Linked DNA regions of Homo sapiens: regions 1 and 2 are each linked to region 3. A link is a contact called in ENCODE Hi-C or POLR2A ChIA-PET data. All regions are on one chromosome and are shown on one strand. Each heading gives the region's core, a stretch centred on a gene start or an enhancer-like site at or near the end of the contact. The rest is flanking DNA. Distances are from core to core; before and after follow the strand shown. Region 1 holds the start of SERINC3 (serine incorporator 3). Region 2 overlaps MYBL2 (MYB proto-oncogene like 2). Region 3 overlaps TOX2 (TOX high mobility group box family member 2).

Region 1 (3,481 bases), core at 849-3,348, 450 kb after region 3:
GATGGGTGAGGGTCATAGTAGGAGGTTGGGACTTTTCAGTCTCACCCCTGACCCTCCAAGGAGGGGCTGAAGGTTAGGTCAGTAACCAAAAGCCAATGATTTAATGAATGCTGACTACATAATGAAGCCTGCATAAAAGCTCAGAAGGACAAAGTTCAGAAGAACTTTTGGCTGGGCATGGTGGCTCACACCCCAGGAGTTCGAGACCAGCCTGGCCAACATGGCGAAATCCCGTCTTTATTGAAAATACAAAAATTAGCTGGGCGTGGTGGCATACACTATAATCCCAGCTACTCCGGGAGGCTGAAACATGAGAATCCCTTGGAGGTTGAAGAGAGCCGAGATGGCGCCACTGCCCCAGACAGAGCATGGAAGCTCCAGACCCGTTCCCTCTACACCTTGTCTTACATATCACTTCATCTGTATCTTTAAAAATATATTAATAGTAGCCATAAAAAAAGAAGAAAATCATGTCCTTTGCAGCAACAAAGATGCAGCTGGAGGCCACTATCCCAAGTGAATTAATACAGAAACAGAAAACCAAATACAGCATATTCTCGCTTACAAGTGGGAGCTAAACACTGGGAACACAGACACGAAGATGGCAACAATAAACACTGGAGAGTCCAAGAGTGGGGAAGGACGGTGGGGGGATAGGGGTTGAAAAACTACCTGTTGGATACTGTGTTCACTGTTTGGGCAACGGAATCATTAGAAACCCAAACCTCACGATAAGGCAATATACCCATGTAACAAAACTGCATATGTACCCTCTGAATCTAAAATTAAAAATACATAAATACACAAAATAAAATACTTTTATAATAAACCAGTAAACATGTTTCCTTGAGTTTTGTGACCAAATTAATCAAAGCCAAGGAGGGAGGTCACGGGAACTTTGATTTATAGGTGGCCGGTCAGAAGCACAGGTAAAACAACCTGAGGCTTGCCATTGGCACAGAAAGTGGGCACAGTCTTGTGAGACTGAGCCCTCCACTTGTGTGATTTGATGCTATCTCCAAGTAGAGAGCTTCGGAATTGACTTGTAGGGCACCAAGTTGGCATCCCCTGCAGAGCTGACTGTTTGCCTGATGTTTGGGGGAAAATCCCCACACACCACACATCAGGTGTCAAAAGTGTGTTGTGAGTACAGCAGGAGAAACTGAGTGTGCTTTTTCTACACACTTGGTCAATTAAATCAGCTGGAGAATGAGGAATCAAGGAATCACGCTCCTCTGAAGTGGGTAAATGAGGGAACTCAGCATATTCTTTTATAGGCCCTATAATTTTCTCTTTAAAATGTTTACAGTTTACAAGGTGATTAAACCTTCACTTCACTGTCACAATCGTTCTCGAAGAGAGGAATGCTGGGGTGATTATCCTCGGATAAATGACTTACAGCAGTCCCAAAATATTCAGGCCCTGGTTTCCAATTTTGAATAACAATCCACAAGGGCTTCTTTCCCTTGCACCTGAACTGCAGACAAGCCTCCGCTAAAACCCCAGCTTTGCCACACACTCTGTAGTTTTGGCAAATCCCGTGCTAGGGGATAAAAATATTACTTGAGCCACCTAGAACTAAATGATGGCACCTTAAGAGGTGCTTCGGGAGGAACCGGAGCCCCTCGCTGGGAGCTGTCATTCCTTGGTCCCTCTCCAGCTCCAGAGGAACCTAGTCAGGAAGCCTCGCAGGGCGGAGCCATCCGAATTGTAAACAATGGCGGCCTAGCCTCTTCCGTTCCCCGAGGAACCCGGAGGGCGAGCCGCCTAAGCTGGACCTGAGGGTATCGCGGATTTGCGTCTGGGGCCCCGGAGACCCTCTGTAGCCCAGGGCCTGCTGACATCCCGAGAGCCTCTGGAGCCAAGGCCCGTGCAGCTCTGGTCTCGAGGCCTTTCCCCGCAAACCGCAGGTCCGGCGAGGACTCGGGACCCCGAACTCACCCAGCTGGCGAGGGAGAAGACACCCAGCACAGCCCCCATGGTGACGCCAGTGATGGAGGTGGCCGGTCCTGAGGCTGCTTTCTAACACGGTGGTAACTGCCAGCTGAGGTGACTCCCCAGAAACATGACGGTTTCTCAGGCCGGAAACGCAGCCTTCCACAGACGCACGGATGCGTCACGGCGTGGCCCCGCCCACCGTCCGCGACCGGAGCGGCAGAGGGGGGCGCCTGTCATTGGCTGAGGGGGAAGGTGGGGCTAAACCATCCTGGGGTTGCAGGAACTGTGAAGGTGTCATTCCTTACATCATTTGTATTCATTGTGCAAAGATCTGGAAGTTACAGAAGTGTACAGAGAGGCACAGTACGCTCAGAATTTATTCTCTAGTTAATAGGAGATCTGACAACATAAATGCACCGTGCCCCAATGTAATGAATACGATGAAGTAGTATGGGGGAATAGGCTTTCAATAAAGGTGTATTTAGTGCCTCCTATTGTAAGGGGAAAGTAATTTAGCTGGGCAGTAGTCTTGGAAGGCTTCTCTGAAGGATTTATTTTTTAATCTGCGAACTAAAGGATGAGTCCAAATTAACCTAGAAACGATGGAAATCGTATCCTAAAATGTGGGATGCACCCCATTTGGGAAAAATGAATGGCTCTAAGGGTGCATGAAGGACATTAAGCGATATTAAACAGCAGAGTGAGAACGTCCCATTTCAAACCAACAGGCTAGTTGTTTGAGGCCAGTATGGTATTTAACATTTTTCTAGTATTTATCTCCCTTTCTAACAGAGTAAAGCCTTCATTTTCCAGATCTCTCAAACAGGCAACCATGCCTGCAGTTTTAAAATATTGTTTTGTTTTGAGGTGTGTGTTAGCAATAACCTTTTCATTTCTTCCGAGCAATGCTGATTTCCCATTTAAGCAGTGATGTAAATATTCCTTTCAAAATACATGTCAAATTTGAGAGTTCACTTAAAGAAGAAAATGAAAACATTTTTTACTTACACATATAATAGTTTAGGTGGAATGTGGCAAACAATGATGATGTCCGGACAACAAGGTGTCACACTTCAATATCTTCTCCTGTGGTGTGTTAATCTTCCCTGATAGATAAAACTCTCTGGAAGGGGATTCATAATTGAATTCCTTCTGGATTGTCAGCCTTTAGTCTGATAAGGGAAATTCATGAAAAGCCCCTCTCTCCATGTGCTGTTCCCCAAGCAATCATCATACCAGTGTGGCATATTTGGGGATGTTATTTCCTGGATTCCTTGAAAATGTATTCCAAATTCATCTTTTACAGAAATGGAATGAGGCTCAAAGTTTGCCCAAGGCCATGAAAAGGGCTGATGAAAGAAGAAAGAGAACTACTCACATTTAATAATTCCTACCTCTCTTTTCCCAGATCCCTCTCCTCACCACACATACACAAATACCAGCTCAAGTCAAGTTGCTTCAGGACCACTGAACTTTCCAGGTAGTCCTTAACATTCTTGCTTCTTCCTGTCTGAGTATTGCTGGTCTGGACTTAAGAGAGCTG
Region 2 (3,687 bases), core at 112-2,611, 390 kb before region 3:
GTGAGTGGAATCCTGAGTATTTGCCCTGTCTGGCTATTTGACTTAGCATAGTGTCCTCAGCTTTCATCCATGCTGTAGCATGTGTCAGAATTCTCTCGACTGAGTAATATCCATTGTTTATATGCATGACATTTTCTTTCTTTTTTCTTTTGTTTGAGATGGAGTCTCACTCTTGCTCTGTTGCCGAGGCTGGAGTGCAGTGGCATGATCTCGGCTCACTGCAACCTCCGCCTCCCAGGTTCAAGCAATTCTTCCTCATCCTCCCGAGTAGCTGGGATTACAGGCACCCACCACCACACCTGGCTAATTTTTGTATTTTTAATAGAGATGGGGTTTCGCCATATTGGCCAGGCTGGTCTCGAACCCCTGACCTCGTGATCTGCCCACCACGGCCTCCCAAAGTGCTGGGATTACAGGTGTGAGCCACTGCGCCTGGCTTGACATTTTCTTTATATATTAATTGATTTGACTGAGGAAAACTTTATATATAATTAACTACAACCATTTGTAGTACAATTCAGTAGAACCACCAGCACAGCCGGGCTATAGGACATTTCCATTGTCCCCAAGACATTCCTTGCCCCCCTTTGCTGTTCATCCCTTTCCACCACTGGCCTCAGACAACCACTTTTTGTCCCTATAGCTTAGTTTACATTTTCTAGAACTTCATGTGCATGGAATCATACGGCATGTACCCTCCTGTGTCTGGCTTCTTTCACACATCATAGTGACACTGAGATTCATGTTATCGCGTGAATTGGTAGTTCATTTCGGGAGGCTATTTTGATAGATACTAGCCTGTCTTCTAACTACTCTTGTTTTTGCCCAGACCTCCAGCTTCTAGTGCTGAATCACTGTCAGCTCTGGCCTGAGTTCAGTAATGACCTCCTTATGTCCGCTCGGCTCCCTTCCAGCCCCTTTCCCACCCTGTAGCAGGCAAAGAGAACTTTACAAAGTTCTCTTCATAGAACGTTTGACTGTGACCACCCACTCTTCAAACACATCAGTGGTTTTGCATGATAGATGGTTGAACTGATGCTGCGAATGGTCTGGCCCCTATGGTTCCCTCCAAAATCATCTTGGATCTGTTTTGCTTCCTCCATTTTAGCTATTCTGCATTTCCTTGGAACCTGTCCCTTAGTGTCCCTGAGTAGGCAGTCACCACGTACCTCTCCATATCTCCCAGCAGGGGGTGGCTTTACTTTTGTTCCTGTGAGCCTTCCATTGGCAGCTGGCTCCCTCCCATGAGATCAGGGGCAGCTCTTTTGCTGCCTGCTGCTGCAGCTGTAGTGCCTGGCACCTTGTACGTATTCACTTCATGACGGAATGGATGAACGAGGCTGTTCTTTTAGATTGGGCTCTGTCACGGGCAGCCCTGAGGTTTTCTGCACGTATGTGTGCTGAGCCCCTGTCTTTCTGGTGTTGGCAGGACGAGCAGCTGAGGGCCCTGGTGAGGCAGTTTGGACAGCAGGACTGGAAGTTCCTGGCCAGCCACTTCCCTGTGAGTACAGTCCTGCTGTGGCCCTCCCTCGGGGCAAGGGCTCTGGGAGAACAGTGTGCCTGGGACAGACTTTGCCAAGGAGGGGAAAAGGGAGTTCCTTACTCAGCCCCTGAAAACAAAACCAAATAAAACAGGGCAAATGGACCTTTGTAGGATCTCTCTTCCCAAGCTGGCATTCAGGGTACACTGCTGTAAACATCTTCCAGCTCCTCAGCATGCCTGGTGGTCTTCAGGCTCTGAGACATTTGCAGCATGTGGTGCATATTTGCATTTCTTCCTGTAAGTCAGGAGTGAACAGGTGTTCGGTTTCTCAACAGTGAGACTGAAACTGAGGGGAAGTGATGCTTTCAGCAGGCTTCATGGTGAGGCCCCTGCAGGGCTGGCAGGTGCTACCACATTCGAGTATTTAGAGCCTCCTGATGGTGAGGGGGTTCCCCTCAGGACCTCCTTCTCAGGCCCTCCCACCCCTGACCCACAGGTGTCTGGGAGGGAGGGGGTGTGGCAGGAGCTGCCATATGTCTTACTGCCTGGGCTGCTCAGAAAGCATGTCACCAGATCCTTTCCTGCCCCATTTCCTCATCTCCCCCTCTTCTGTGTAATCTGAACTCTTCAGGGAATAAAAATGCTCTCCTAGAAAAAAGCAGGGGTCCCTGACGTACAAGGAATTAAAGACTTGTGATGGTGGCCCCTTGTGTTCGGTTGGTAGGGAGCGGCTTCCCACAGGGGACCGAGTTTGCCCTCTCGTGTAGCAAAGGGAAACCGCCCATGTTCCGGCATGTGGGCTTGCAGTGAGTGGTGGCTGCATGGAACAGGACACACCTACCCAAGGTGTGCCTAGTCCCAGGCCATAGGCCCCTGAGCCTAGTACTTAACCAGGCCCCCAGCCCGAGGTCCCAGAAGTTCTCACAGATTGGTTTGTTCTTCTGTTCTTTTCCCAGAACCGCACTGACCAGCAATGCCAGTACAGGTGGCTGAGAGTTTTGAATCCAGACCTTGTCAAGGGGCCATGGACCAAAGAGGAAGACCAAAAAGTAACTGCTGGGACAGTGCCTTGCACACAGTGGGTCTTCACCCACCAGTGTACCTGGGGACTGTGAGATTGCCTTGTGTTGGGGTTGGGGGTGTCAAGCTGAGCATTGGGTGTGAGTTGTCTACCAGCCAGTCTGGACACTCTTATGCTGCCCTGGCTCCAGCCCTGAGATTCCAAGTTTCAGAGTGTCTCCAGGCTTCCTCACTCATGGTCTGAGGGCTATTGGGCTGATTACTCGGCTTCTCTTGTTCCACCCATGGAGGGGAGCAGTAGCAGTGCAGCGTTGTCATGAGAATTAAGCAGGTGATGCTTGTAGGGGGCTTGCAGGTTCTGTACATTTGCTCTCAGCAAATGGCAGCTGCTGCTATCCCTGATTTAATGATGATTGCACCCTGTGACCTTCACAGGGCACAGATGCCTTCTTTTGATCGCCACAGCAGTCCTGTGAGGTGGGCAGAAGTTGTTAGTCCCATTTTATAGATGGAGAGAGCAAGGCTCAGAGAGGTTGGGGATGTCCCCAACCTAGAAGAGGCAATAAGTGCCATGACTGCCTGGGGCTACCTTGGGAGTTCCCTCATCTCTTCTCCTCGATACCAGCCCAGAGGATGCCATTCCACTGAGGCAGGCATGGCTTATGAGAAAGAGGGAGATGAAGGGAACTAGGCATTTTTTTTTTTTTTTTTTTTGAGACGGAGTCTTGCTTTGTCGCTCAGGTTAGAGTGCAGTGGCGCGATCTCAGCTCACTGCATCCTCCGCCTCCCGGGTTCAAGCGATTCTCGTGTCTTAGCCTCTTGATTAGCTGGGATTACAGGCACGTGCTACCACACCTGGCTAATTTTTTTGTATTTTTAATAGAGATGGGGTTTCACCATGTTGGTCAGGCTGGTCTTGAACTCCTGACCTCGTGATCTACCCGCCTCAGCCTCCCAAAGTGCTGGAATTACAGACGTGAGCCACCGTGCCTGGCCTGGAACTAGGCGTTTTTAAATTAATTTTTTTTTGAGACGAGTCTTACTCTGTTGCACTGGCTGGAGAGTGTTGGCTAATTTTTTTGATTGATTGAGGCGGGGGTTCGCTCTGTCACCCAGGCTGGGGTACAGTGACATAATCACGGCTCATTGCAGCCTCGACCTCCCAGGCCCAAGCAATCCTCCCA
Region 3 (3,277 bases), core at 245-2,744:
GTGATTAAAAACCCATGTGAGAGCAATGGTGACATCGGCGTGCGCCTCGATGAAAGACAGACACGCTACTGCCCTTTCACCCAGAGCTGAGGACCGGGTGGTCCCCTGCTGGGTTTCCGGGAGGGGTTTGGTTCTGCTTGGTGTAGAGGTGGGTGGGGGTGGGACTTGCAGATGCAAGTCCCTCATTCAGCCACAGAGGGGCAGCTGAATCCAGGGGTGGGGGTGGGGCGTACAGTGCAGGGGTCCTGGTGCTCCCCTGGCCCGGAGAGGTACCCAACAGCTTTGACAGCCCCTCCTCTCTCTCACAGCCTGCTCCCCAGGGACAAATCGCTCTACCTCACCTAATCCCGCCTCCCTACCATCCCTGAGGCTCGCTGGAAGGCACTGCTCAGAGCCTGAAGGGCTGACAGCAGAAAAGAGGCCCTGGCCAGAGGCAGGGTGGCCCATCGGAGAGAGCAGTGACACACCCATTGCCCGGGGGCTGAGTCTCTTCCTCAACCTCCCACCAGACTCTGCAGAGGCAGCCCACTGCCCACCACCAGCCCAAAGAACCTGCAGGAACCTTCCGCCCGCTGACCTGCTTGCTCCAGGGTAACTGTGGACCCTGTCCTCGCCCTGCGCACGGTACCCTATGTCTGGACACCCGGCCCCAGCTCCAGCCCCAGCCCAGGTGGGCCGCCCCTGGCGGGGTCGCTTACCAACGGACACCCACCCCAGATGCATGGGCCAGAGGGCCGGCCCCCGGCATAGATGTGCACATCGGTTTTCCAGTGTGAACAAAAGATTACGAAACCTAGAAACTGTTGGTTCCGTGTAAGTAGTTGACTACGTGTTTTAGAACTGTGCTGAAGACATCTGTAAGACTATTTTGTGGGGGAAAAAAGTAGTTTCCTTTAAGGTAAAAAGCATTTTATATGATCCTTAGCACATTTTTAAGTTTTATCTTAAGGGAGACGCGCACAAAAGCGGCTGCCAAACCGTTTCGTCATCCTCACAGCAAGGACCGGACGCTTGCTAGCCACCCCGGAGCACTGCTCTCCTTTTAATCATGTATTCATCTATTTTAAATTGCCGGCGACGACTTTTGTCTATTTATGAAGAAACCTTGAGAACGAAGTTACAGCTTATCCTACCGTGTGTGTGGTTTTGGGGTTTCGTTTGGGTTTGGGTTCTTGACGTCGTTTGCAGCTGTTTCCTGGCCCTGGCGAGTGTCTGTCTTGGTGCCCAGTGCTTCTCTCAAATCTCTTTATAATAAAACTTCTGAAAAGCTGAAAACAAGTCTGTGTCTCCTTGCCCTTGGTGAGCCAGGGTTGAACCCCCTAAAGTGGCATAGAGCCCCTCGGGCCAGACGGACACGGGTCAAAGTCTTGCCTGACCTTTACCAGCCCATGTGGGTTTGTGTGTGGGTGATGGGACCACTCTGACCTCAGTCTTGCCCTCTAAGGGGGTAACAGTGGTCAGACCCGTAGGGCTCTTGCGACGATGAGAAGGGGTGTGGGCAAGAACGCCGCCACACAGGAACTTGCATCAGCTGGTGACAGTGGCGAGCCCTTCCTCTGGAGGATGGGGCCACCCAGGCTTGTGGAGGTGAGCAGTGGGAATCCAGGGAGGAGGCCAAGGGGTTTTTCAAACCTGAGTGTAGGAAGCATCCCAGACAGGGAATTCTTTAAACCAGATTTCCCAGCAGATGTTAGATGGTGATACTAACAACGACAGCAAACAACAACAAAAGGCAAATAATAGTTGACTGTTTTAACTACATCTGGAAAAATACCAATTGCCTGGTGGGAGGCTGCAACTCTTGCACCCTGTGATGCAGCCATTTTGAGGTGGGGACAGGTGCCCCCGCTCCCAGCCAGGCTCGGGACCGAGACAGAGGAGCCCCCACACTCAGGACAGCTCTCCCAGCCTCTCACTCTCCAATCACGGTAAACCCCCTCCTTCCAGATGACAGCCCAGGAGTGGGGTGCAGTTTCCCCACTGGAGGGCATTTTGTAATCCACTTTAGAAAAATAAAATAACCCCAAACCAGCCACCTGCCGTCCCGTCAGCAGCAGCACCGCAATGTGCAGCATAAATATTTCATGTGGTTACAATTTCCTTTTCTATGTGGGGCTTGTCAGTAACACGACGGCTTAGACAGTTTAATATTCAACTCTTGCTTCCATGTTTGTGAAAACAGCATCACTGGGATCCACGCAGACAGCCCACAATGACAAGAGTACAAGGCCCTCCTTGTACAGTGGTGCTGAGGCGGAGGCCTGCTGCCACCCCTCACAGCTGCACCAGGAGCTCAGGAGTCCTTTCCAAGCATCCACACGCCAAGACCACCCCCTCTAGGCTGCACGGGACACTCAGAGGCCCCAAGCAGAACCTAAGCGCCCTGCCTGCAGGTATCAGGGACTGTCGCACGGGTGTGTTCTGGGGCCCAGAGAGTGAGAATAGAGCCTAAAGGCCAATTTCAGGGCCATGGAGTGGACAGCGACTGTCTTAGTCCATCCCAGCTGCCATAACAGAGTGCCATGGGCCAGGTGGCTCACAGCAACACAAACTTACTGCTCAGTTGTGGAGGCTGGGAGGTCTAAGATCAAGGCGCTGGCAGCTTCAGTGTCAGGTGAGGGTTCACTTGCTGGTTCGTAAACGTCCATCCTCTCGCTGTGTCCGACAGGGCAGGAGGGGAGGGTGCTCTCCAGAATTCAACAGCACTCACCCCAATCCTGAGGGCTCCGCTCAGTCACCTTCCAAAGGCCCCGCCTCCAAATACTGGCCCGTTGAGGGTTAGGATTCCAATAATCAAATTCCGGGAGGACACAACCATTCAGTCTGTAGTGCCGACTGCAGTAGTTGGCACTGGTGTCCCCCTCTCGCCTGTCCTCTTCTGTTGCCAGAGCCCATCCCCAGGTCCTGAGTGCCATCCCAGTCATTGCCCCCCAGAGCTGCCACAGCTAATGACCAAATAATGGAGACGCCAACTCTCTGGTCCCATTCACAACCCGAGTCCATGGGAGCAGCCTGAAGCTGCCTCCAGCGGCAACACCATCCTTGCTAAGCTCCCTCCCCCCACCCCGCCCTGCTCTGAGGATGTGACTCCCTCCTGGGAGCACCCACTCAGTAAATCGCTTGAACCAGAATCCCCATCTCAGGCCCGTATGTTTCTAAGGCAACAGCCTACCATACTGACTATGCCCATGGCCCAAGTGGGGCCACATCGGTATTGCTCCAAATGTCTCTGGCTCTGGTCTTACCTGCAACTACAAGAATTTCAGCCCCGAAACCA

Evidence for each region. Hi-C counts contacts between places; a loop is a spot of excess contacts on that map. ChIA-PET counts read pairs that join two places held with the same protein, here RNA polymerase II (POLR2A). Pooled maps may share reads with other maps.
Region 1: a loop to region 3 is called in a map of CD8-positive, alpha-beta T cell, with 20 times the contacts of the local background. The contact joins the promoter of SERINC3 here to the enhancer-like site in region 3. A Hi-C loop is called at or near these places in 2 of 168 maps with a recorded cell type or tissue (CD8-positive, alpha-beta T cell and naive thymus-derived CD4-positive, alpha-beta T cell) and 5 of 50 pooled maps. POLR2A ChIA-PET finds 5 or more read pairs at or near these places in 1 of 52 experiments (T-cell).
Region 2: a loop to region 3 is called in a map with no recorded cell type, with 13 times the contacts of the local background. The contact joins two enhancer-like sites. A Hi-C loop is called at or near these places in 10 of 37 single-sample maps with no recorded cell type and 5 of 50 pooled maps. POLR2A ChIA-PET finds 5 or more read pairs at or near these places in 2 of 52 experiments (activated B cell and activated T-cell).

What each region holds. Positions count from the first base shown.
Region 1 is chr20:44,519,972-44,523,452 of GRCh38, forward strand. SERINC3 (serine incorporator 3) reads right to left here and starts at 2,099. Exons shown (of 10, transcript NM_006811.4): 1 at 1,942-2,099. The coding sequence starts at 1,980. RefSeq lists enhancers at 1,310-1,862, 1,781-2,090, 1,997-2,291.
Region 2 is chr20:43,680,355-43,684,041 of GRCh38, forward strand. MYBL2 (MYB proto-oncogene like 2) reads left to right here. Exons shown (of 14, transcript NM_002466.4): 3 at 1,430-1,501; 4 at 2,440-2,532. Among named protein-coding and RNA genes, the nearest start is that of MYBL2, 15 kb to the left of the region's middle. Within about 2 kb of position 1,362, at least 9 of the 41 ENCODE cell types and tissues checked have a DNase peak (open chromatin) inside an H3K27ac peak, as active enhancers do.
Region 3 is chr20:44,068,342-44,071,618 of GRCh38, forward strand. TOX2 (TOX high mobility group box family member 2) reads left to right here. Exons shown (of 9, transcript NM_001098797.2): 9 at 309-1,275. The coding sequence ends at 345. Among named protein-coding and RNA genes, the nearest start is that of JPH2, 120 kb to the right of the region's middle. RefSeq lists an enhancer at 1-80. Within about 2 kb of position 1,495, at least 11 of the 41 ENCODE cell types and tissues checked have a DNase peak (open chromatin) inside an H3K27ac peak, as active enhancers do; they include CD8-positive, alpha-beta T cell, where a contact is called at or near this core.